Linked DNA regions of Homo sapiens: region 2 is linked to region 1. A link is an interaction called in ENCODE POLR2A ChIA-PET data of the cell type or tissue named here. Cell type or tissue: GM12878. All regions are shown on one strand. Each heading gives the region's core, and the rest is flanking DNA. Links, peaks and the distances in the headings are about the cores only. Region 1 overlaps LINC01762 (long intergenic non-protein coding RNA 1762). Region 2 overlaps ATP1A1 (ATPase Na+/K+ transporting subunit alpha 1).

Region 1 (15,990 bases), core at 3,241-11,240:
GCAATCACTAATCTAGTCTCCATTTCTAAAGTCTTGTCATTTCGAGAATGCCATATTTAAGGAATCATACTGTATGTAACCTTTTGTGATAGGATTTTTTCACTCAGCATAATTCTCTGGAAATGCATCTAGATTATTGTCTGTATTATCGGTCATTCCTTTTTCCTGCTGAGTATTATTCTGCAGTGTGGATGTACCAGAGTTTGTTTAACCATTCACCCATTGAAGGATATCTGGGCTGTTTCCAGGTTTTGGCTACCATGAATAAAGCTATTGTAAACATTAGTCTACAGGATTTTGTATGAACATTTGTCTTCATTTCTCTGGGATAATTGCCCAGGAGTGTAATTGCTGGGTCATACGGTAGTTACATGTTTAGTTTTTAAAGAAACTGACAAATCATTTTCAGATTGGTTGTAACATTTTTTACTTTCCTGCCAGCAATATGTGAGTAGTCCAGTTTCTCTACATCATCATCAGCATTTAATGTTACCACGATTTGTTTTTAGCCATTCTGATAGGTGTGTGGTGATAAAATTGTCATCTTAATTTTCTTTTCCCTAATGGCTGATGATGTTGAACAACTTTTGATGTGCTATTTACCATTTGTATATCTTTTTCAGTGAAATGTCTGTTTATGTCTTTTGCCCATGATCTAATTGGATTATTTGCTTTTTTATTGTTGAGTTTTGAGAGTTCTTTATATATTCTAGATACTAATCATTTGCTGCATATGTGATTTGTAAATATTTTCCTCCATTCTGTAGCTTGTCTTTTCATCGTTTTAACAGGAGCTTTTATAGAACAAAAATTTTAAATTTTCATTAAGTCCAACTTATCATTTTTTCTTTCATGATTATGTTTTTGGTATTAAGTCTGAAAACTCTTTGCCTAGCTGTAGACCTCAAAGATTTTCTCCTAGTTTTGGGGTAAAAGTTTTATATTTTTGTGTTTTACATTTAAGTCCATGATCTATTTTGAGTTAACTTTTGCTTAAGGGTGTGAGACTTAGGCCAATATTGGTTATTTAGTTGGTTGGTTGGTTGGTTGGTTGATTGATTGATTATAGGTGCCTATAGGTGTCCATTGGTGACAGCATCATTTGTTGAAAGGCTTTCCTTTCTCTATGCAGTTGCTCTTGACTCTTGTTAAAGTCAGTTGGGCATAAAATGTCCAGAATAGGCACATTTATTGAGGCAGAAAATAGACTAGTGGTTGGTCTAGGGCTATGGGGGAAGTTGCAGAAAAGTATGGGTCACTGATAAAGGGTACAAAGTTCTTTGGGGGGTAATAAAAGTGGTCTAATATTGATTGTGGTGATGGTAGCATGACTCTGAATATATTAAAAACCACTGGGTTTTACATTTTAAGTAGGTGAGTTGTATGGTGTGTGAACTATATCCCAGTAAAGCTGTGACCAAAAGAAATCAGTTTGGCATATTTGTGTGGGTCTATTTCTGGTTTCTGTATTCCATTCAATCGGTCTATGTGTCTATTACTTTGCCAATACCACAAAGACTTGATCACTGTAGCAGTACAGTAAGTCTTAAAATGTGGCAGATGGTTTCCTTTCACTTTATTTATTTTTTCCAAAATATTTTAGCTAGTCTAGTTCCTTTGCCTTTTCACATAGATCTTAGAATGATTCTATCCATGTCTGCAAAAATCTTATCAGGGTTTGGATAGGTACTGCCGATCCTCTGTATCAATTGGTTTCACATCTGTAGATTCAACCAACCAAGGATCAAAATATTTTTTAAATAAAAAATAACAATGCAACAATAAAAAATACAAATAACAATACAACATATCAACTATTTACATACATTTAATTGTATTAGGTATTATAAGTAATCTAAAGATGATTTAAAGTATATGGGAGGCTGTGCTTAGGTTTTATGCAAATACCATGCCTTTTTATTGAGGGACTTGAGCATCCAAGGATTTTGGTATGGAGGAGGGTGTCCTGGAGCCAATTTCCTGAAAATATCGAGAGATAATTGTATCGCAATAAGTGTATATCAATTTGGGAGAAATTGACATCTTTGTTAAATTTTCCAATTCATGTTGTGCAGGAGATGGGTTTTCTGAATATATATGTAGGAAATATATATAGGAAATATATATATATTAGAAATATATATAGGAAATATATATATATTAGAAATATATATATAGGAAATATATATATATTAGAAATATATATATAGGAAATATATATATATTAGAAATATATATATAGGAAATATATATATATTAGAAATATATATAGGAAATACATATATATAGGAAATGTATATTTTATATTTATATATATATATATATATATATATATATATATATATATATATATACAAAATTTCCAATTCATGAACATGGCATGTCTCTGCATTTATTTAGATGATTTCTTTCATCAACGTCATGTGATTTTCTGAATTTAAGTTTTGTACATTTTGTTAGACTTACCTAAGTATTTATTTTTTTAAGGCTATTGTACATGATATTGTATTTTTAATTGTAGTGTTCAAGTCTTCACTGCTAGTATATAGATGTATGACTGATTTTTGTATGTTTGTCTCGTACCGTTACATTGCTGAATTAATTGATTAGTTTTGGATGTTTTTTTGTGGATGCCATGTCATTTCTAGGCAAATAAGCATTTCATCTGAAATAGAAACAGTTTTATTTATTCCTTTCTGATCTATATGCCTTTTATTCTCTTTTCTTGCCTGATTAAACTGGCCAGAACTTCCAGCACTATGTTGAATAAGAGTGATGAGAGCACACATCCTTGTTTTGTTGCTGATATTAGGAACAAAGTATTCAGTCTTTACAATTAGGTATAATGTTAGCTGCAAGTTTTTCGTAGATGCTTTTTATCAAGTTGAAGTTTCTTTCTATTATTGTTTTTCAAAAAAACTTTTTATCATGAATAGGCATTTAATTTTGTTGAATGCTTTTTCTTTTACATCAGTTGATATGATCATCTAATTTTTCTCCTTCTTTTTTAGTCTGTTAACATAGTGAATTACATTGATTGCGCCAGCCTTATATTTCGGGAATGAACTCTAATTGGTGACTTTTTATATATTGCTAAATTCTATTTAGCAACAGAATACTTCTTTTTATATATTGCTAAGTTCTATTTCCTATTTTCTTAGAAATTTTGCATCTGTATTCATGAAAGATATTGTTCTGTAATATTCTTTTTTTGTACTGTCTTTGTCTGGTTTTGGTATGCAGGTAATACCAGCTTGATGAAATAAATTGGGGTGGGTTCCTTCCTATTTTATTTTCTGGAAAATATTTTGTAGAATTGAAGTAAATTCTTCTTTATTCTTTTTTATTCTCCAAAGACACCATTTAAGCCTGAAGATTTCTTTGTTAGGCGTTTTTTCACTACCAATTAATTCCATTTATTTAGTAGCTTTGGGCTATGCAAATGATCTATTTCATATTGGGTGAGTTGTAGTAGTTTGTATTTTTGAATAGATTTGTCCATTTCATGTAACTTGTCAAATTTGTGTGTGTAGAGTTGTTCATACTATCTTTTTTTATTAACCATTTGATGCCTCCATGGTCTGTAGTGATATGCCCTGTTTCATACCTGATATTAATAATTTGTGTCTTCACTCCTTTTTTGTCAGTCTTGCTAGAGAGGTTTGTTGATTTTATTGATCTTTCAAAGGATCAACTTTTTGTTTCATTGATTTCCTCTACTGTTTTTCTGTTTTAAATTTCATTATTTCTGTGGTTAATTTTATGATTTTCTTCCTTCTGCTTGCTTTGGGCTAATTTTTTTCTTCTTCTCTATGTTCCTGAGACGGGAGTTTAGATTATTGTTTTGACACTTTCCTCCTTTTTCTAGAGTATGCATTTAGTGCTATACATTTTACTCTCAGCACTGCTTTAGCTGTGTCCCACAAAAATTTTGTTGCATTTTCATTTACATTTAGTTCAATGTAATTTTTAATTTCTCTGAGACTTTCTCTTTGATTTATGTATTATTTAGAAGTTATTTAGTTTCTAAGTGTTTGGTCATTTTTTCCATTTTCTTTCTGTTATTGATCACTAACTTGAGTTTATTGTGGTCAGGAGAACACACTCTGTATGATTTCTTTTAAATTTGTTGAAGTTTATTTTATGGCCCTGGATCTGATCTATTTTGGGATATGTTACACTGAAAATTGAAAAAACGTATGCATATTCTGCTGTTGTTAGGCACAGTATTCTATAAATGCTGATTAGATCTTTGTGTTTTTGTTTTGTTTTGTTTGTTTGTGTGTTTGTTTTTTAGATGGAGTGTTGCTTTGTCACCCAGGCTGGAGTACAGTAGCATGATCTCGGCTCACTGCAGCCTCCACCTCTTGGGTTCAAGTGATTCTCCTGTCTTAGGCTCCTGAGTAGCTGGGATTACAGGAGTCCACCACACCTGGCTAATTTTTGTATTTTTAGTAGAGGCAGGGTTTCATCATGTTGGCCAGGCTGGTCTCAAACTCCTGACCTCAAGTGATCCACCCTCCTCGGCCTCCCAAAGTGCTGGGATTATAGGCATGAGGCACCGTGCCCAGTCTATATCTCCTTATATAGCTTTTTCAATAGTTTCTTTTGGTATTGTGTTATATGTCCACATCATAGTCTACTGCTGCCATCACTTTTTAAAAATTCTACTCCTGTGACACACCATCATTTTATCAGTACATATGAGGTGTAGAAACCTTAGCCTCCCTTTATGCCTTTTTATCCTCTCCTTATTATAATTTTCTTAAATATTTCCTTTTCACATTTAGAACCACCTAAGACAGTATTATAATTTTTACTTCAATTATCAAACAAAATCTAAAATACTCGAGGAATCTTTACCCATATTTTTGATTACCATGTTTTTTTTGTTCTTCCTGCCATTCCAAGATTCTGTCTTTTATCATTTCCTTCTGTTAGAAAACTTTGTCTAGCCATTCTGTTAGAGTAGGTCTGCTAGTGATAACTTTTCTTAGTTTGACTTCATGTTCACTGAGCATGTTTTCATTTCCCCTTCATTCCTGAGGATGTTTTCCTTGGATATAGGATTCTGAGTTAACATGTTTCAACACTTGAAAAATGTTGTGCCACTTCCTTTTGCCTCCATGGTTTCCGATAAGAAATCCACTGTTATTTGAATTATTTTCTCTTATGAGTAAAGTATTATTTTTCTCTTTGCATTGAAGACTTTTTTCTTTGTTTTTAATTTTCTGAAGTTTGCTCAACATATGTCTTGACATAAGTTTCTCTGGTTTTATCCTATTTGGATAAAACTTTTAGAATCTGCTTTAAAAATCTATAGGGTTTTTTTGGTATTTTGCCAAATTTGGGAAATTTTCAACTATTGTTTTTTCAGTGCTTTTTCAGCTCTGCCCTTTATCTCTTCTTCACTCCAATGACAAAATGTGTTTTTTTTTTGTTATGGCCCCACAAGTGCAGAGACTATTCATTTTTTTCTCAGTGTTTTTTCTCTCTGTTGTTCACATTGATGGTAATTTGGGTAATTGCTCTATCTTCAGATTCGATGATTTTTTCCTCTTTTTCCTTCATTTTCTTATTGAGCCCATTGAGCTTGTTACTTTCATTATTGTATTTTTTCATTCTCAAATTTTCATTTGGTTCTTCTTTATACTTTCTATTTCTTTACTACTTTCTGTTTTCATTTGTTTTAAGAATGTTCATAATTGCTTTTTAATGATGGCTCCTTTAAAATCCTGGTTAGATAATTCTAACATTTCTGTCATCTTGGTGTTGGCATCCGATGATCATTTTCTTTTTATTCAGTTTGAGATCTTCATGGTTCTTGGTATGATAAATAATTTTCTATTGAAACCCGGACATTTGGGGTATAAGTTATGAGATTCAGGATCTTACTTAAGTCTTCTATTTTAACAGACTTTCTCTGACACTGCTGGGGCAGGAAAATGGGAGAGAGACACTATTTTATTACAGCGAGGTGGAGATGGAAGACCAGGCTCTTCACTTGGCCTCCACTGACACCTGAGATTGGGGCTCCTTATCACTGCTGGGCCGGGATGGGAGTTCTAAGTCTCCACTGTGCCTCCACTGACAACCTCCTGGCTCGGTGAGGTAGGGTTGCTTCTTACTGATCTCCACATGGCCACCACAGGCACCATGGGGGTGAATGGCTCTTTACTCTGTGTAATGATGAAAAGCCCTGACTCTCTGTGAGTCCTGACGCTACCCCAATGGGGAGCAGGACAGGCAACTTCTTGCAGCCTGTTAAATGTTTAGGTTCCACATTTGATCATTGCTGGTATGGAGGTTACAAGTTTTTTGCTTTTTTGTTTTTTTTTTTCACAATGGTTGTCACCAGTAAAGCAGTTAATTTCTAAAATGTTTCTGTTTGGTCAAGATGCCCTTTCCTTAGTTGTCTGGCTAGAGAGAAAAGACTTTTGTTGGAGCTTTTTTTTGTCTGCATTCATCAGCATTTCCAGATTGCCAGTTTCTTGAGCACCCATTTTTGGGTATATAAGGCAAACAACAACAACAACATAAAACAAAAAAATACCACAGGAAGTTCAACCCCTTGTTGTTCCTCAAATCCTAAGGTCGCTAGCTGGTCTGCCTTCTTCTCTCAACCCTCGATTTTCTTTTCTTTCTTTTTTCTTAACTTTTGTTTTAGGTTTGGGGTTACATGCGAAGGTTTGTTACATAGGTGAACTAGTGTCACAGGGGTTTGTTGTACAGATTACTTTATCATTGAGGTATTAAGCCCAATACCCAATAGTTATCATTTCTGCTCCTCCCACCTTCTACCCTCAAATAGACCCCAGTGTTTGCTGTTCCCTTGTTTGCGTTCATGAGTTCTAATCATTTAGCTTTCACTTATAAATGAGAACATGTGGCATTTGGTTTTCTGTTTTTCTGTTCCTGCATTAGTTTGCTAAGGATAATGGCCTCCAACTCCGTCCATGTTCCCACAAAAGACATCATCTTGTTCTTTTTTATGGCTGCACAGTATTCCATGGTGGATATGTATCACATTTGCTTTATCCAATCTGTCATTGACGGGCATTTAGGTTGATTCCATGTCTCTGCTATTATGAATATTACTGCAATGAACATTTGCGAGCATGAGTTTTTATGGTAGAATGCTTTATATTTCTCTGGGTATATACCCAGTAATGGGATTGCTGGGTTGAATGGTAGTTCTGCTTTTAGCTCTTTGAACCCCTCAGTTTTCTTATGCTTGTTTTATATATGATTTCTAGGCTACTTATCTTGAGGAGTGGAGAAAAGCATATCTTTTTCTTCCTGGAAACAGAGTCACTATGCAGCCTTTGAGACTGGTTTCTTGCACTCAGCATAATGCATTTGAGATTCATCTATGTTGTTGCATGTATTAATAGTTTATTCCTTTTTACTGCTGAGTAGTCCACTGTATATTCCAGTTTGTTTATATGTGCATCTGTTGAAGGAAATTTTGGTTGTTTCCAGTTTGGGAGACTATGAATAGAACTGCTATAAATATTTTTGTACAGGTTTTTGTAGGAACACAAATTTTCATTTCTCTAAAGTAAATACCCAGCAGCAGAATTACTGACTTGTACAATAAATTTATGCTTAAACTTTATAAGAAACTGCTAAACTGTTTTCCAGAATGGCTACATCATTTTTCATTCCCACTAGCAGCATATGACATTTTCTGTTACTCCACATCCTTGCTTATATTTCGTATTTTCATTTTATTTTTATTTTATCCGTATTAACAAATGTGTAATAGTATTTCATTGTGGTTTAATTTGCATTTCCCTAATAGCTAATTCCGTTTAACAGCTTTTCATGTGCTTAATTGCCATCTATATGTCCTCTTTGGGGAAGTGTCCATTTGAGTCTTTTGCCCTTTTTTTTCTTTTCTTTCTTTTTTCTTTTCTTTTTCTTTTTTTTTTTTTTTTTTTTTGAGACAGAGTTCTCACTCTGTTGCCCAGGCTGGAGTGCAGTGGAGGGATCTCACAGTAACCTCTGCCTCCTAGGTTCAAGGGATTCTCCTGCCTCAGCCTCCCCAGTAGCTGGGATTACAGGGGCGCATTACCACACCCGGTTAATTTTTGTATTTTTAGTACAGACAGGGTTTCACCATGTCGACCAGGCTTTTCTCAAACTCCTGACCTCAAGTGATCTGCCCACCTTGGCCTCTCAAAGTGCTGGGATTACAGGCGTGAGCTACCACGCCCAGCCAACTTTCTGATTCTTGATCCTCAAGGGATCTGCCCTCTTCAGTCTCCCAAAGTCCGGGGATTATAGTCATGAGCCACCACACCTGGCCCTGTTTGCTGTATTGTATCCATTTCTTCCACTTCTCTGCACTTAGAACCAGTTCTGTCTCTCTCCCTCTACTGCAGTATGCTCAAGGACCATGATCAGCTGACTCCTGGAGGTTTTCATTTATCAGATTGATGTACAACTCTGACAGGTAACCAGGAGGAATGAAGTCCAGCATGAATTTGGCCCCCATCAGATGTGTAGAAGAGCCAGGGGATGAGGGTCTAGAGAGGGAACAACTGATGAATAAAAAAGCTCCCCAAGAAAATTCACATGCTTGGTAGTATTCCTTTTAGCACCAGCTTTTTCTGCTCCTGGCTCCTGGGGAGAAAAATGTCTCCTGCTAGTTCTGAGGCAAACCCAGTGCCACTGGACTCCCAGGGACACAGGAATGTCACCCATGCTCATGGGCTTGATTGTGTTTCAATGGCATTCATATTTCCCTGTCTCCAAAGGTACCTTCTGTTGTACTTGTGTTCCAGCTGGAGCTCTGCTTATGAGACTCCTGGAAGTGGATGTCCTGTTGCCAGCCACATCTCGGAGGTTACTTACTACAGCAGGCGCACCATTCTCTGCCCATTTTCTTCCAAGCAAGGAAGCCCTCAGCCATTTAGCACTCATAATTGTCCTTTATACCTCAGTCTACCCATCCTTTTATTATTATTATTATTATTTTCTCTATTTAATTGCAACGAGAAATAGACAAAAACAACTATTCTTTTTCTCAATCACTTTACTTATTTTTGTTCAGTACTGAACAATTCTCAGCTATTATATTATTGATGTATCCCGCTGCCCATTCTCTTTCTTCTCTGTGAATTCTGGACAGTTTCTCACATGCCACTAGAAGCCCACACACAAGGGCCCTCTGCTTTTCTCTGCGGAAAGCCACTCAGTGCACACAGGAGCAACCCGACAGTGCAGGTCATGTGTGTCCTCAGGGTAGCCCTTTGCTTTGAAAAATGTGCAGAATGTCGGTGAATTATTTTTATTCTTTATGAGATACATGTAGAATTCAATGTTTATTTTGTCATTTCTTTCTTGAGATGCACATCAGCTTTGTGCATCTCAGAGTGAAAGCTCCCACAAGAGCTTCATCCACTGGTCCTATTTGTCCAATAACAAGATGGATGGAGAGTATAAAAAGATGCCTTGTGCTTATAGTAAAAATGATGTTGATGAACTAGGAAACACATGAAGACCTTCCCCTGCCACTCACCTCCATGTGATGAAGTTGGGGACATAGTTTGACGTGGGTCCCCCGGAAGGACCAGGGGATGTGGAAGTCCAAGATGAGACTCAAACTGGGTTCCCCTACCGCCTCCTCACACCTCAGTCCAGATAGAACAAGGGCAGCCTTGCTCAGAAGAACCTGGGGCTTCTACCAGAAAGTACTAGGAGGGAAGTGATGGAGCCAGAGGATGCAACTCATGTGGATGAGACCCATTTGGCCAATGCACAGCCGGAGAATGTGAGTGGAAGCTCATCCCTAGTGCGTAGGGGTGTGCAGTCAGCCACAGTCTTAGGCCCAACCCAGGCCCAGCCCAGCCCCAGCCCCACTGATGTCACTTTGGTGCTGGATTTGTGAGGACAAGGGAGACCAGATCCTGGCTGCCTTGCCTCTTTCTCCCTCCACTCTCCGTTGCCTCCCTGAGTCACTGCTCAGCAATAACCACTTCAAAGCGGAAGCTACAGCGGTCCCAACTCTGGGCTTGATGTCAGACTTGTCCAGTTCAGATGATGTAGACATTTGGACTGCCATCCTTTTGGCTTCAAGTCATTCGATTGGGCTTTTCTTCAGGACTTACACTCCCTTTACACATCCTAACTGCTCAGAGTGTGCTGAGAGAAATCATTTTTTCAGGAGTCAGTTGAGATGAGGGTTGGAGAGCAAGAGGGTTCAGTGTGTCCTCCGTGACCTGCTGTAATGTGACCAAGAGAAGGCCTTACCCAGAAGCAGGCAGAGGCAAGAAAGGGCACCCTGGGACGGGGCATGTGGGGCCATCATGCCCTCCTGTTCCTCTACAAGGTGGCCCCAGCCTTTGAGTTTGGACTAGGAGACCTGGCCCTTTTGGAAGCGGGAGGTTGGCACTATGGTTATTAAAAGTTGCCCTGTGTGCCTGCCATCCTACCTGACCTCAATCCCTTTGCTTTGGTTAATCCAGTCACTTGTCTCATCTTTAATACATGCTCCAAAAACCCTGTAATAAGTTCCTTTGGGAAACCTTGTGTTCCAGATGCCCAAGTAATTCTTTCAGTGTTCTGAGGGCCATAAAACGAGCAAACTGAGAGAGGGGCAGGCTAAAGATTCCTCTGAGTGTCAGGCGGATCTAGTTTCTTCTTTGACATCTCTTCTGTCTCAAAGCACATCTGCTTAACTTGCTGGCCACACATTGCTAAAGGAATCTGTGCTAGCTTTTTCTTACTCCATTTCTAGATTTTTTTTCCCCAGACCAACTCAACACATGAGAAGATTAAGCCAGTATCCAAGCTCAAGGCTGCACCCCTAACAGCCTGATGTGTATGTGGGCAAAAGTTCTAGAAAGAATAGCCAGTCCTCCCCTGCCCTGTTGTGACCTGTAGAAGACTCTTCATCAAAGCAATACCCCTAGCTGCACCTGACCCTGGGCGTGACCTCCAGCCCAATCCCAACAAGTACATATGGAGCCACAGGTCATAGTCAAAACATGCTGGGCTTCCTTCAGTGGCTGGCTGTGCATAGTCACAGAACAGAGCTGCAGAAAAAGGCCAATTTCTATCCATCTGAATTTTGACATTTGATTGCTATTCAATCTTGGGTCCAAACTACTCATAGCCTCAGTTTCTTCATATGAAGATGAGGAAACTTATCTCTCTAAATTTTGGTTTGCAGTGAGACACATGATCCAGTTTGAATCTTATTAATTAGTTGTGTGCCTGATTTTTACTTTTTATTTATCCTTAAGATTGCCCTCTCATTGTGGTTTTAATTTGCATTTCCCTGATAATTAGTGATGTTGAGCATTTTTTATATGCTTTTTGGCCATTTGTACATCTTTTGAGAACTGTCTATTCACATCTTTTGCCCACTTTTTGATGGGATTATCTGTTTTTTTCTTGCTGATTTGTTTGAGTTCCTTATAGATTCTGGATATTAGTCCTTTGTTGGATGCATAGTTTACAAATAATTTCTCCCACTCTGTGGGTTGTCTGTTTACTCTGCTGGTTATTTCTTTTGCTGTGAAGAAGCTTTTTAGTTTAATTGGGTCCCATCTATTTATTTTTGTTTTTGTTGCATTTGCTTTTGGGTTCTTGGGCATAAACTTGGAGGAACTTTGGAAATCTCAAATTGCGGACAGTAGGTCCTGGGACCTGTAGGCCTTAACAGATGCCCAGGTGACTTCAATGGCCGGCCAGGTTTGGAAATCACAGGTTTCCAGGCTCACAGCCCAACTCCTTTACCTGGCATAGAAGGCTCTCCGTGATCCTGCTCCCCCTGCCTTCCAATCCTATTTCATTTCATGCCTCTTTCCTAACAGTTTATGGAATTTTGTGGCCCAACAGTGCTGAAAGCCAACAGTGTTCACACACATGATGTTATTTCACCTCTCTGCTTTAAGATACAGTCATGCATCACATGATGTTTGGGTCAATGATGGAACATATATACGATGGGGGTCCCATAAGATTATAATAGATAGAAAAATTCCTATCCCCTAGCGATGACATAGCCATGCTAAGTTCAATGCATTACTCATATGTTTGTGGTGATGCATGATGCATGACACAACATGCCATGTCATTGGGTTCAAATGGTAAAAGTGAGTTTGGGGAGGCCATTGACAGCTAAGGGCCGTCAGCTCATCAAAGGGAAAAAACAAAAATTCCTAGTATCTAAGTCTTAACACAGGATATTTTGAGCTTCCCTTTGAGTTAACCTTTATAGGGTATAAACAAGCATACCACATTGCCAGTTGTATAGAAGAATAGTCCATATAACTACATAGAGTGCATAATACTTGATAATGATAAAAATGATTATGTTACTAGTTTATGTATTTACAATACTGTATGTTTTATTGTTAGAGTGTATTCCTTCTATTTATTTAAAAAAAAGAAGGTTAACTGTAAAACAGCCCCAGGCAGGTCCTTCAGGAGGGATTGCAGAAGAAGGCATTGCCTTATAGGAGATGACGGCTCCAGGCCTGTTATTGCCCCTGAATACCTTCCAGTGGGACAAGATGTGGAGGTGGGAGAGAGTGATATTGATGATCCTGACCCTGTCTAGGCCTAGGCTAATATGTGTGCTGCGTCTATACTTTTGATAAAAGGGTTTAAAAAGTTAAAAAAATTAATAGAAAAACTTATGCAATAAGGATATAAAGAAAGAAAATATTTTTATATAGCTGTACAATGTATTCGTGTTTTAAGGCTAAGTGTTACTACAAAAGAGTCAAGGTTTTTTAAAAATGTAAAAGTTTATAAAGTAAAACATAACAGTAAGCTAAGGTTAATTTATTATTGAAGAAAAAATATTTCTTAAATAAATGTAGTGGAGCCTAAGTGTACAGTGTTTATAAAGTCTACAGTACTGTAATGTCCTAGGTCTTCACATTCACACACCACACACTCACTGACCTGCCCACGGCAACTTCCAGTCCTGCAAGCTCCATTCATGGTAAGTGCTCTATGTAAGGGCACCATTTTTTATCTTTTATACCATATTCTTACTGTACATTTTCTTTGTTTAGGTATGTTTAGCTACACAAATCCCATTGCATTACAATTGCCTACAGTATTCAGCATGGCAATGCTCACAGACTCAAGTTGTACCTTTCAGAATACTGTTGTGTTATGATACCAAATACTGTAGGCAATTGTAGCACAGTGGTTAAGTATTTGTGGGTAGCCTAGGTGTGTAGAAGGCTATACCGTCGAAGTTTGTCTAAGTGTATTCTATGATGTTCACACAATGATAAAATCGCCTAATGACGTATTTCTCAGAATGTGTCCCATCATTAAGCAACATGTAACTATACTTCCCCTTCTTCCCACAATGGCCTCTTCTAACTTATCCCCTGAAAAATTCCCATTTGTCCTTTCAGCTCCAGCTCAGACACCAAAGAGTTTTTGCAGAATTTTTCCACTTATATAAAGTTCAAAACAGGCAAAACTAACCTATGCTTTAGTAGTCAGGAGAATGGTTACCCCTTGATGAGGGTGGCAGGTGCTAGTCATGTTTCTTGATCTGGGTGCTAGTTACACAGTTTTACTCCAGTTTTTGAAAATTGATCAACTGTGCACTCATGACATGTGCAGTTTTTGTACAACCAGTTCAGATGACACTTCCTCCAGGAAGCCTTTGTGGATACCTCCCTTAGAGTTAATTCTGCTCCTTTCCTGTTGCTGCTCTGCCTAGTTCTATCTTCTTTTCGGGTATTTAACACTCTGAATTACAATTCCTTTATTGACATGTCTGCCTCTCCATCTAAACTGGGAGCTACTTGAGTACAGGATCTGAGAATCCCCAGCACCTGCCAGCATTCTCCCACATGCTCAATAGATGAGAAGGACTGAATGAAGGAGCAAAGAGAGGAAGAAAGCATGAGCTTGGGTGCAATGGCACTTGCTCCTTTTATCTTTCTTCTTATCAAGAATACACGATATGGTGCTACTGAGCTGTTTTTAACCAACCAGGGCAAGAAATGTAAACAGTCTCCCTTACTGTCCCTCTTGTGCCTGAGAAGGATTGCCTGTGCCCCCACAGCTGGGGATCTGGCCTCTGCAGCTCCTGGGGTGCTCAGCTGGGCTCTCAGTCCACCAAGCCGGTAGCCGCTCCTCTGATCTCATCTCTTGTGTAAACGCCACAGTCCAGAAGGCTTCCCATGGGATCACCGAGTTGGCATCTCCTCACTGTCTTCTATTATTGCTTAGCTGGAGAAAACATTTCACTGCTCCAGGCGAATCATAACAATAACAAAAAAATTTTTTAAGGGCTTATAGGACTAGGAGGGGTTCCTGTGGCCACTTCAGAGCTAAAAGCAGACTCACCACTTGGCAACTGGAATGCCACTCCCTACCTGCATCCTCCTCTACCTTCAGTCCTCCCTGTGTCGCCTCAGGTCCCACTTCCTGCAGGTACCCCAGGCTTTTTCCCTCTCTTTCTAACTAGCAAGACCAGCTGCTGGGACAATGGCCACCTATAACTCAGTGTACACGAATATAACTAAGTCTGAAGTAGCTCTGGTGTGGTGAAAAGAGCTCTGGGCTTGGAACCATAAACTCCAGGTCTCAGTTCTATCACTGTCACCTACTGCCTTGGAGCAAGTCACTCCAACTCTCTTGACCTTGCTCTCCTTTTATATAAACCAAGACATAAACAGGGTATATCGCCTATGGATTGCTAGGAGCATTCACAGTGAGATGGGGAAGCGCAAATACTTCCATACTGCTGTAAACTTCCATGCAAATATGAATAGTATTACAGGTCACATGGATGGAAGGGCACCTTTTCAAGGGGTAGTTGCACTTTAAATCTCACATCCTGAAGGAATTTCCAACATCATTGACTGAGGTGGGGAGAAATTGTGGGTCAGATGACTTTCTGATAAGAGCACTCCAAGACAAAAGGAAATAGAAGTATGTGGAAGGTCATTCACCTCCTTTAGGGAGCTGTATTTCCACATCCTGAGCATCCTGTCTCACTGGTTTTCAACAAGCCTGTCCCTAAGGTCAGAGGAGCCCTTCACTATGTAGTGGCTATTCTCCAAGACATAGTTGAAGCTCCAGCCTCAGTGGCCAACACTGATGGCCCACCCATGCCTGCTGCTCCTCTAAAGAACTGCTAAAATTCCCTGCACACACCTTCACACACACAGGTGCAGAAGCCAAATCAGATGGGTAGTAAAACACACCTTCATCTGTCAACATGCCATGTCATTGGATTCAAATGGTAAAAGTGAGTTTGGGGAGGCCATTGACAGCTAAGGGCCTTCAGCTCATCAAAGGGAAAAAACAAAAATTCCTAGTATCTAATCTAAGTCTTAACACAGGCTATTTTGAGCTTCCCTTTGAGTTAACCTTTAAGGGTGTATATGCCCAAGGAATCCTAGGTGAAACTGTAGTGCAATTGCATAGGAATATCTGACGGAGAGAGGGCTGAAACACATTCCTGTGATGTTAGCAAGTTTGTTCCCAGAGCGTCTAAAGGGGAAGCAGAAGATATTCATCCTCAGATGCTCACAGCCACTGACAAAGCACCCAGCAACATGGTGGCAATGAGAATGGCATTGCTGTTTGATGGGCTTGGGATGGAATCCTGGCTCTGTCATTTACTCAGCATGGGACCTGGTGACCCTTGGAAAAGTTAGAGTCAGGTGCCACCAACTCAGTTTCCTCAATTATACAATAGTAATTAAAATGCCCACCTCATAGTGGTACTTCGTGAATGAAAGAAAGATGATGCATGCAGAGTGCTTACCAGTGACTGGCAGGTAAAAACTCACTAAATGGTAGCTGTTTTAATATTGTGCTTCAGAACTAACTTTCTAGTAAGTGGCCCTTTACATAAGGACCCAAATGAACATAAGCATAAGTTAAATTCCATTTTCATCCTCCAAATATCTGTTAGCAAAGGAAGCGGGGACATCTAGGCAAAACGTGGATTAAAGAATGTCGTTTCTTATCACTTCATTTAGGTCATGG
Region 2 (9,495 bases), core at 1,122-9,121, 52 kb before region 1:
AGTGGGAACACCAGGACTTGCAGTTGGCTTCAAAGCCATGCTTATGCCTTGACCTTTTGATGATAAATTTTCCCTTTATTTTTCTACATTTGTTAAATAGAGTTGAATCTTTCACCTAGTTGAATCTTCAACAATTCCCATTTTTGCACTTTTCCCAGCTAGCCCATTGCAGTGTGTTATGGTTATACTATCATTTGTTTAGTTATTCTATCATTTAGTTGGAAATTGTTTTGTACAAAAATTAAAGAAACCTTTTCATAAAATAGGCGTTATGTATCCTTGTTATGTAGAGGATTTTGATATTAAATGTGTAACAAATGTTATAAAAGTAAATAGTCTAGGGATGTCTTATTTCCAGATAATCACTGAAATGTCTGGGAATAACTTGAATAGCAAGCCAATATGTAGCATTTTTTCAGTAAGGCATCAAGAGACATGGGTACTGTGGTATTCTGATATATATTGGTTTTTGTCCACAGTTCCTGGTTCATAACTCCCATAGCCCTTATTACAGTCGTTTGTTATAATGTTGGGTGTGTTAGACCTCAGTGGCAGGCTTCAAGAAACAGGATCTCTCTCCTGCCCTCCTTTTCACCTGTCGCAAGGCAGGACTCTAATCTTGTTCCACTTTTCTGATTTTCCAGGTAGATAGTGTTGGAATTGAATTGGAGGAAACCTTGGTGGTGGGGAGAAACCGCCACACCTTTGCTCACAGAAGTCATCTTCTGTGTTGATTGTTGGGGTGTAAGAGTAGAGAAGAGGCCGGGTGCGGTGGCTCATGCCTGTAATCTCAGCACTTTGGGAGGCTGAGACTGGTGGATCACCTGAGGTCAGGAGTTCGACACCAGCCTGACCAACATGGAGAAACCCCGTCTCTACTAAAAATACAAAATTAGCCTGGCATGGTGGTGCATGCCTGTAATCCCAGCTACTCGGGAGGCTGAGGCAGGAGAACTGCTTAAACCTGGGAGGTGGAGGTTGCAGTGAGCCAAGGTTGTGCCATTGCACTCCAGCCTGGACAACAAGAGTGAAACTCCATCTCAAAAAAAAAAAAAAAAAAAAAAAAAAAAAAAGGAGAGAAGAACAAGGTTGAGAGCGTTTTTCTTGACACAAGCACTTTAAGCTCCAAGAGGAGGCCTCGAGTCAGCTCAGAACAACATGCCAACAGTGACTCTGTGCTTACTTTGTGCCAGGCAGTCTCTAGCCACTTCACATCTCACTTAAGTTTTTATTAGAGTCTTAATGAAGTGTGCTCTCTCCGACCTATGCCCATTACTCAAATGCTGCGGGTCTATTTCTTTACTTATAAAATGAGGTTAATAATGCCTAAAAAAGGATTGTCATGAGAATTAAACAAGTTAATTAAAGCACTGAATTCAGTTCCTGGCATGTAGATAGCACTCAAATGTTTGGTAACATGAGCACAAAACACAGATAAATAGATACTTTAGACAAAAATATTTTATTTTTTTTTTGACTTGTTATTTTGAGAGTATAAAAGTGATCATATTTTCCTCTCTTAATGAGAGCTTATATGTAATTGCCTGCTGTCAGTGAATCTTGGGTTTAAGGCCCATTAGAAAAATAGCAGGCTTTAGTAGAGTGGTTTTTTCCAGTGAGTACTTTTCAGTCAACAGGTTTATTGGGAGGTGGCTAAAATGCACATGGAGGTGAGCCCTTCCCTGCCAGACAAGCAAAGAATCAAGCTGTATATTTAAAACTTGGCTGTTAACCCAAAGGATTTCTACAGGAAGTTTTTTTCTCCTTTGATGTTTGTAGAGGGGTTTTTTTTCCCCTCCCGACAAAATCAATACACAGAAAACCCAAAGCTCTTAATTTGCAAAACTGAATGGATTTGTGAAAATAGATACCTTTTTGGCAGAAATGCAATTTGGCATTAATCCCTTGATCTAAAACTTAGAAGAAACCAGGCTGAATTCAAATTTATTGATGGATCAATTTAAAGAGTTTTAATCTGGGTGTTATGAGTTCCTTGGGCCTATTGTTTGCCTGAACCCTGTGGGGACTGGCTCATCAGCAGAATTATTCATGGAGGAATTTGCTAGGTTTTACCTTGGCTCTCTAGCTTGGGACATTTTGTTTCTTCCTTAAATCCTTATTGCAACCGTCCAGCTACCAGGTAGGTATATTGCCTTGTAAGTGCTGGTACAGTTTGCCTTATTTATATTCCACTGCTTCTCAGGGATTAACATCTGCTCGTGCAGCTGAGATCCTGGCGCGAGATGGTCCCAACGCCCTCACTCCCCCTCCCACTACTCCTGAATGGATCAAGTTTTGTCGGCAGCTCTTTGGGGGGTTCTCAATGTTACTGTGGATTGGAGCGATTCTTTGTTTCTTGGCTTATAGCATCCAAGCTGCTACAGAAGAGGAACCTCAAAACGATAATGTGAGTTCTGTAATTCAGCATATGGATTTGTAGTACACATCAGATATCTTCTCCGTCTTTGTCTCCCACTTCTTCTCAATTACCACTCATTACTTAATGGTTATGAACTCATTACTTAATGGTTATGAACAGCTGTTGCCTTCAAGGCTCATCCATTCTTCCTTCGTTTCCATTTCCTCTCTCTACCACCCACGTTGTAGATGCTCTTACAAGTGGGATGCCCACCTGCATGTGCTGCTGTGAGCAGGCAGCTCTGCTCAGGCCCCGGCCGCCACCCACTGGATGGCAGAGCACAGCGATTCATGTTGGCACATCCACCTGTCCAGAAATGCTTGGTGGCCATTCTTCAAAATCCACAAGTTGGTTGAAAAACAATCTTTGTTTTATAAAGCAGGAGAAACTGATGCATCTAGAACCTTTCCAAACGTCCAGTTAGTGATCAAGTGTTGGTGTGCCTGACTCCATTTCTGACCCTTCCTGTGTGGTCTTTAGAAGGATAAATAAGAAAACATGAGTTCTATATTTCTGAAATCTTGGTTTCTCTATTAAAAATCTGTTTTTTATTCAGTCAAAAAATTAATTGAATGTCCCTAATTATTGTGTAGAGCCACGGGCCCTAACTTGTCTTTTCCCTTCCAGCTGTACCTGGGTGTGGTGCTATCAGCCGTTGTAATCATAACTGGTTGCTTCTCCTACTATCAAGAAGCTAAAAGTTCAAAGATCATGGAATCCTTCAAAAACATGGTCCCTCAGGTACCAGACGCTTTGTCCTTCCCCAGTGGATGACTTGACAGCCCCAAGCATGTCAGCCTGTGAATTAGTGTGAAGTTAAGGTTTTCCAAGTATTACATGACTCATCAGAGAGATGGATGTCTTCTACCCCACCCAAAACCAACCTATTTTCCTTCTATCCAAAAAGTGGTAGCCTTTCTTTTGAATGTAAACTCTGAATACAGGCACACCATGTAACAGCAATATCTCTTAAACTGGCGAGCAAGCTTTTGTAACTTGTGTAAATAAAAAAGTGAATAATATCTTTGTTTTGTATTCAGGTAATTAGGATTATGACTATTTTTATTTTCTTGTTTTGGACACTACCTTCTCTTTGTTGGTATACTAACGGTGTAAATTGTTTCTTTTCCAAAGCAAGCCCTTGTGATTCGAAATGGTGAGAAAATGAGCATAAATGCGGAGGAAGTTGTGGTTGGGGATCTGGTGGAAGTAAAAGGAGGAGACCGAATTCCTGCTGACCTCAGAATCATATCTGCAAATGGCTGCAAGGTAGCTCTTTTATTTTAACAAACCTCATAGCTAGCTCTGCTGTTCGGGCAGCTTGATTTGAGGGGTACAGTAGCCCATGATAAGGCTGGTGTATTCACATGACATTTTTCTTCTTTTCCTCACATATAGGTGGATAACTCCTCGCTCACTGGTGAATCAGAACCCCAGACTAGGTCTCCAGATTTCACAAATGAAAACCCCCTGGAGACGAGGAACATTGCCTTCTTTTCAACCAATTGTGTTGAAGGTAGGCCATTTTTGGGCACTTTGAGCATGGCGTGGTATTTCTCTTGGGCATTAACAAAATCAAAACCATAGGCACAATCTCTTGTTTTATTGGCTCCATTTCTGAGAACTTGTGTCAAGCACAGAGCAGAGGTGTTTTCCTAGCTGGCAGGAAACCTTGTGGCAGTTTCCCTTCCCTCCACCTCCACCCTGCCTCTTCTGTCAACAACACCAGTCTGGCATGGGTGTTGGAGCTGCTGTCCTGCTACTGGAGAGAAGTCCCTTTGCCAAACAGCATGTACAGCCAAAGAGCTGGCCCTTAAAAAGTGCTTTTATCAACTCTTTTTGTTTTTTTAGTCATCCTATGTAATTGTGTAAAATCCGTGGCTTCCTTCAGGTTAGATACAATTAGGTACAGTTCTCCCTCCCCTTCTTTTTAAGGCACCGCACGTGGTATTGTTGTCTACACTGGGGATCGCACTGTGATGGGAAGAATTGCCACACTTGCTTCTGGGCTGGAAGGAGGCCAGACCCCCATTGCTGCAGAAATTGAACATTTTATCCACATCATCACGGGTGTGGCTGTGTTCCTGGGTGTGTCTTTCTTCATCCTTTCTCTCATCCTTGAGTACACCTGGCTTGAGGCTGTCATCTTCCTCATCGGTATCATCGTAGCCAATGTGCCGGAAGGTTTGCTGGCCACTGTCACGGTAAGAGGCAGGTGATGGTCACCCTGACTCAGATCAGCTTGCACGAATGTTACACTCTTCCGCTATCCTATTCTAAGGTATTGCCAACTTATGTTTTATTCTGGATGTTTGATATAGTTCTTCTTGAGAGCCACATCACGTGGTGAATTTTGACAGTGAGAAAACCTCAGCATTTGTTTATACGTAAGATAACCCCAAAGCATACATTTTGCTTTTAAATTATCACGTGGTCCTGAACAGTGCAGTGGAGAAAGGAGAAGAACTTGGGATCAAGTAGGGGGATAGAATATGGTAGAATCCTGTTATTATTTTTCTTAATAGATTGCTTTTCTGGAAGGAAGGGGAAGCCTCATGTATGGGTTCCCCTTATTATTTCTTCAAACTTCAGAAGAAGGTTGGAGAGATTTAATTTTAGACAAATTTCTTCCACATTAGGATATAGCAAGAATCTGTATAGAATTCCAGCCTGGTTGAGTGAAGTAATAATCTTCCTAATATTTTTTAGGTCTGTCTGACACTTACTGCCAAACGCATGGCAAGGAAAAACTGCTTAGTGAAGAACTTAGAAGCTGTGGAGACCTTGGGGTCCACGTCCACCATCTGCTCTGATAAAACTGGAACTCTGACTCAGAACCGGATGACAGTGGCCCACATGTGGTTTGACAATCAAATCCATGAAGCTGATACGACAGAGAATCAGAGTGGTAAGGCCAGGGTTACCACACACCTCAGCCACCTGCTGACTTCGCTTGGTTTTTTTTCTTTTAAGAAATTGCATGAAATTTCTTTTTTTTTTTTAAGCTCATGGCAGCTTTTTCTTTCTTTTTTGTTTTTTTTTTTTTTATCATTTAGTGAAGAGTCAAGGGTATGGGATATTGATTTTTTGCATGTCAGTAGAAACTTTAAATTGCCCTACAAACGTGACTGAAGAATGCCTAAAATGTGATTGGTTTCATTAATTGGGAAATGAGATGTATCACTGCAGATTTCTATGGGACTTTAATAGGAGAACTGAGAACACAGCCTTTGAAGTTAATGCATTGTTGTTCTGTTGTGTTTTCTTGCCTCCATCAGGTGTCTCTTTTGACAAGACTTCAGCTACCTGGCTTGCTCTGTCCAGAATTGCAGGTCTTTGTAACAGGGCAGTGTTTCAGGCTAACCAGGAAAACCTACCTATTCTTAAGGTATGCTCAAGAGTTAACTAATGGAGGGATGTAGACAGCACATGAGAACTGCCATTTGAGTGTTAAAAGTAGCAAATTACCTTTGTGGTCTGTGTGACTGTTCACTGTAGAACACCTGGAGTGGTCTGTGCAGTACTTTGCTGTGTGTAACTTACATTGTGTTGCCTGTAGATCCTGATGTATTATAGGACCCCCTGCTCCATATAGGTTGATTAAAAAGGGAAGATGCAGTAAAAATCTGACCAAAGTGGGAGGGGAGGAGACGGAAGACAGTCTTTATTGGTGAAAAACCTAATTCATCTGCTTTTACTACTCTTGAGTTTATATGTTATCACCTAACCTAGTGGACAGTGAGAGCTGAGGGCTGCAGTGACTCCATAATCGTATTTGCATATTAGGATACAGTAGATTCCAGTAACTCCTTTAAGCCATTTATTTTCCTGAAATAGCTCAGCTTATCTTATCTTATTGGTTCTTAGCTTGTTTACTAATGATGTAAAAATAAGCTCCAGGCCAAAATAAGCCCAGCCTTAGCCTGTGGAATTCTGATGCAGTTTGAAATGATTGAGATTTTACTATGCTGCCCAAGTGAAGATGCAGTCTCAGAAGGATCATGAATTGTACAAAGTCCTGTAGGAGAAGAAAGCTATGTGAGGCTCTCTGGGTCCCACATTCTCTGTGAAGCTGCCTGTAGTAGTTGTGGGTATAAACTAAGTTGCCAAAGGGAATATGGCTTGGATGTAACTCAGATGCCTTCTGTGATGAGGATAGGGTTCATTTATTCTGCAAAGGAGATTTTCTTGGCATTGAATTGATGTTGATTTGAGGATAATGTTGTGTATCTTGAGGATAAAACTTGAGATAAATGTTTCATGTTTTTCTTTACCTCAAAGTGGAAATGTTCTAGGCTTTGAGCATCAGGTCCCACAAGTATCAAATCTTTCCTGATTAAAAAACCCCAGAAAGGTAGCAGAAGCTGTATTCCAAGTATTTCTGGAGTTCGGCCATGTTGATGGCATTATTACTAAAAAGCGGGGAGGGAGAAGCAGCCCTATTCTGCTTTTATTAAAAATGGCTTTTATTAAAATAAGTGGCTTTTATTTAAAATGTCCCCCACTTATTTTGTGTTTCTTTCCAAACCCAGCCAACTTTCTTGCTCTGTGGAGCTGCTATACTTCTGAGCATTGATCTGTTCATCTGCATATGCAGCCTTACATGTTAAGGTTCTAAAAGGTTTACCTATATAAAATTTGTTTACAACTGAAAATGCTTTCAGTATGTCAAAATATAAGTGTGTCATCATGTATCATAGAAAATATGTGTGTCACTGAAGCATGGGCTTTAACTAAAATGTTACGTGGTTCGATTTTATTACTGTTGGAGTTGGTAATAGCTTTCAGTTCACATCCTTCAGGCCCAGTTAATTTTGCACAGTTATGATTAGAATGCACAGTCTTCTACTTTGCCCTTGACACAGGCAGCTTGTCCCCAGTCCTGAGACCTTAAGCATTTTCTTACGAATTCTACGGTAATGAAAGGTGCTATAAATGTTTAATCTCTCACTTGGTATTTTCAGATAAGTAACCAGAAGTAGGTAGTTGGGAATAGCATTGGCTTTGAGACTTTTCAGTAGGCCAGGGGAAGATAGAAATAGACTGCAGTAGGTTGGAAGGGTGTGTTAATACCTCTTCTAGGGAAGGTGACACCTTCCCACACCCTTCTTTCACTAGAAGCTGCTGTGGGGTGGGGAAGGACGTTGGGGTTTGAGTCTGAAGCACTGTGAACAGCAGTGGTCGGGGCTAGAGGGACTCCTGTCCCACTTAACACCGCTGCTTCCTTCTTGCCCATCCTCTGCTACCTCTGACAAGATTGGAATGTGTCTTGAGTTATTTTTCCTGTTTTTTAGTGATGCCTCAGTGAAATTTTTTGGAGATAATTTACAGATGATGTCTCTGTTCACAGCGGGCAGTTGCAGGAGATGCCTCTGAGTCAGCACTCTTAAAGTGCATAGAGCTGTGCTGTGGTTCCGTGAAGGAGATGAGAGAAAGATACGCCAAAATCGTCGAGATACCCTTCAACTCCACCAACAAGTACCAGGTCTGAAGATCGATGGGTACACGGAGGGCGAGGGCAAGCTGGGGGACAAAGAGGGGAGGTACATGAGCAGGAAGAGGAAATATTCTCCCTTTGGAGTTTTATAAGCTTTAGCTTTAAATTTTGCCCTTGATTACCATAGAATGCCATAATTTAGTTGAATATCAGCAGGATAAATGAAGCCTCTTGCAAAACACTGTTGAGCCCTTTTGAATACTTGTGGTTTGGGGTGGGTGTGGGCATGTGGGGAGGTGGCTGGAGGTATGTGTACACAAGTGTTCCCCAATCCCTGTGTTCTGAAATTTCGTATGTTCTTTTTTAATGTGAACAAATGTCAGGAATTTATGAATATATCATAGTGCTCATTTTTTTTTTTTTCTGTAGCATTCAAAGTATGTTACAGGTGTAAGATACTTCAGAGTTCAGAAAGAAGGGATCTTGGGTCTTTTATAGCAAATACTAAATAGTAAGTGAAGCTTTGTTTTCCACCATGGACTGCCACACATCCAACCATCCAATGTTTATGTCTCAACAATCCTTCACAGTTGTCTATTCATAAGAACCCCAACACATCGGAGCCCCAACACCTGTTGGTGATGAAGGGCGCCCCAGAAAGGATCCTAGACCGTTGCAGCTCTATCCTCCTCCACGGCAAGGAGCAGCCCCTGGATGAGGAGCTGAAAGACGCCTTTCAGAACGCCTATTTGGAGCTGGGGGGCCTCGGAGAACGAGTCCTAGGTATGCAGATAACCTGGTAACAGAGTGCCTGGGCACGTTTTTATCCAGTAACCTAGTCTGGTAGACAGTTAACAAGTGATCCTATGAACCTCTATGTCTTGTTGACCTTCCTCTACATCTTTTAGGGGCAATCCTCCTATTTGTTTATTTGCCCCCTATTATTTTGAAAACAATAAGTGCTGAAGAAATGTTCAGCGTATTGGGCTGTGAGAAACAACGTCCTGATGGTTTGCTTCTGACTTGTACTTAGACCTTTGGTCTCATGCTAGTCAGTTCTGTTTGTTTAAAAAAAAAAATGGTGGAAGAATATCTTTCTTATCTAACCTTTGTTGCTGTGGACATGACTTATAAGCCTAATTAAAGTTAATTAATTCTTAGTGTGTCTAAGTTAGACATACTATTTCCTGACTGCCTTGGAATGGGTGTGAATTTACATGAGCACTTATGTGCTCAGCTTAGAAACTAGACTAACGGTAAACTTTTAGTCTAAGATGCTACCTATTTTTTTCTACCCTGACAGCTACTGAGGCTGAGAAGTTCACTTTACCCATTGTCTAATGTATTTGGGAAAGTGGCATTTATAATACTTTGTAGGTTGACAGATACTACATTCATTATTTATATAATGCTTCCTATTCTTCTTAACTTGGGTAAATCTAACTCATGGTATCTTTCGTATGTGTCTATCCAACCGAAGGATTGCTATCTTCTCTTTAAGTGTTTTTCACTTCCCTACTTCCACCACCCCAAAGTGGAAGCAGTCTCTCTTCTTTTGAGTCCACATGGCACGTTAAAGATCATTGTAACGTCATACAACATTGAAAAGAATGTCTTACATTATCTTGATTCTTGTATT

Evidence for each region. ChIA-PET counts read pairs that join two places held together with the same protein. Peaks named below come from ENCODE experiments on the same cell type or tissue, not always from the same donor. Only the 100,000 strongest peaks of a DNase experiment are listed, where the experiment ranks them.
Region 2: POLR2A ChIA-PET joins it to region 1 with 11 read pairs; 4 of 35 experiments call an interaction of 5 or more read pairs at or near these places.

Annotation. Positions count from the first base shown.
Region 1 is chr1:116,434,824-116,450,813 of GRCh38, forward strand. The region is part of intron 2 of LINC01762 (long intergenic non-protein coding RNA 1762); the gene reads right to left. Among named protein-coding and RNA genes, the nearest start is that of ATP1A1-AS1, 24 kb to the left of the region's middle. RefSeq lists a silencer at 8,145-8,346. In GM12878, for the core only: no CTCF peak of the experiment used is centred there; no DNase peak of the experiment used is centred there.
Region 2 is chr1:116,385,085-116,394,579 of GRCh38, forward strand. ATP1A1 (ATPase Na+/K+ transporting subunit alpha 1) reads left to right here. Exons shown (of 23, transcript NM_000701.8): 4 at 2,204-2,407; 5 at 3,047-3,160; 6 at 3,554-3,688; 7 at 3,818-3,935; 8 at 4,355-4,623; 9 at 5,129-5,327; 10 at 5,698-5,807; 11 at 7,770-7,904; 12 at 8,447-8,639. ATP1A1-AS1 (ATP1A1 antisense RNA 1) reads right to left here. Exons shown (of 3, transcript NR_027646.1): 3 at 7,781-7,942. Among named protein-coding and RNA genes, the nearest start is that of ATP1A1, 17 kb to the left of the region's middle. RefSeq lists an enhancer at 5,142-5,201. In GM12878, for the core only: no CTCF peak of the experiment used is centred there; no DNase peak of the experiment used is centred there; H3K27ac peaks cover 1,761 bases.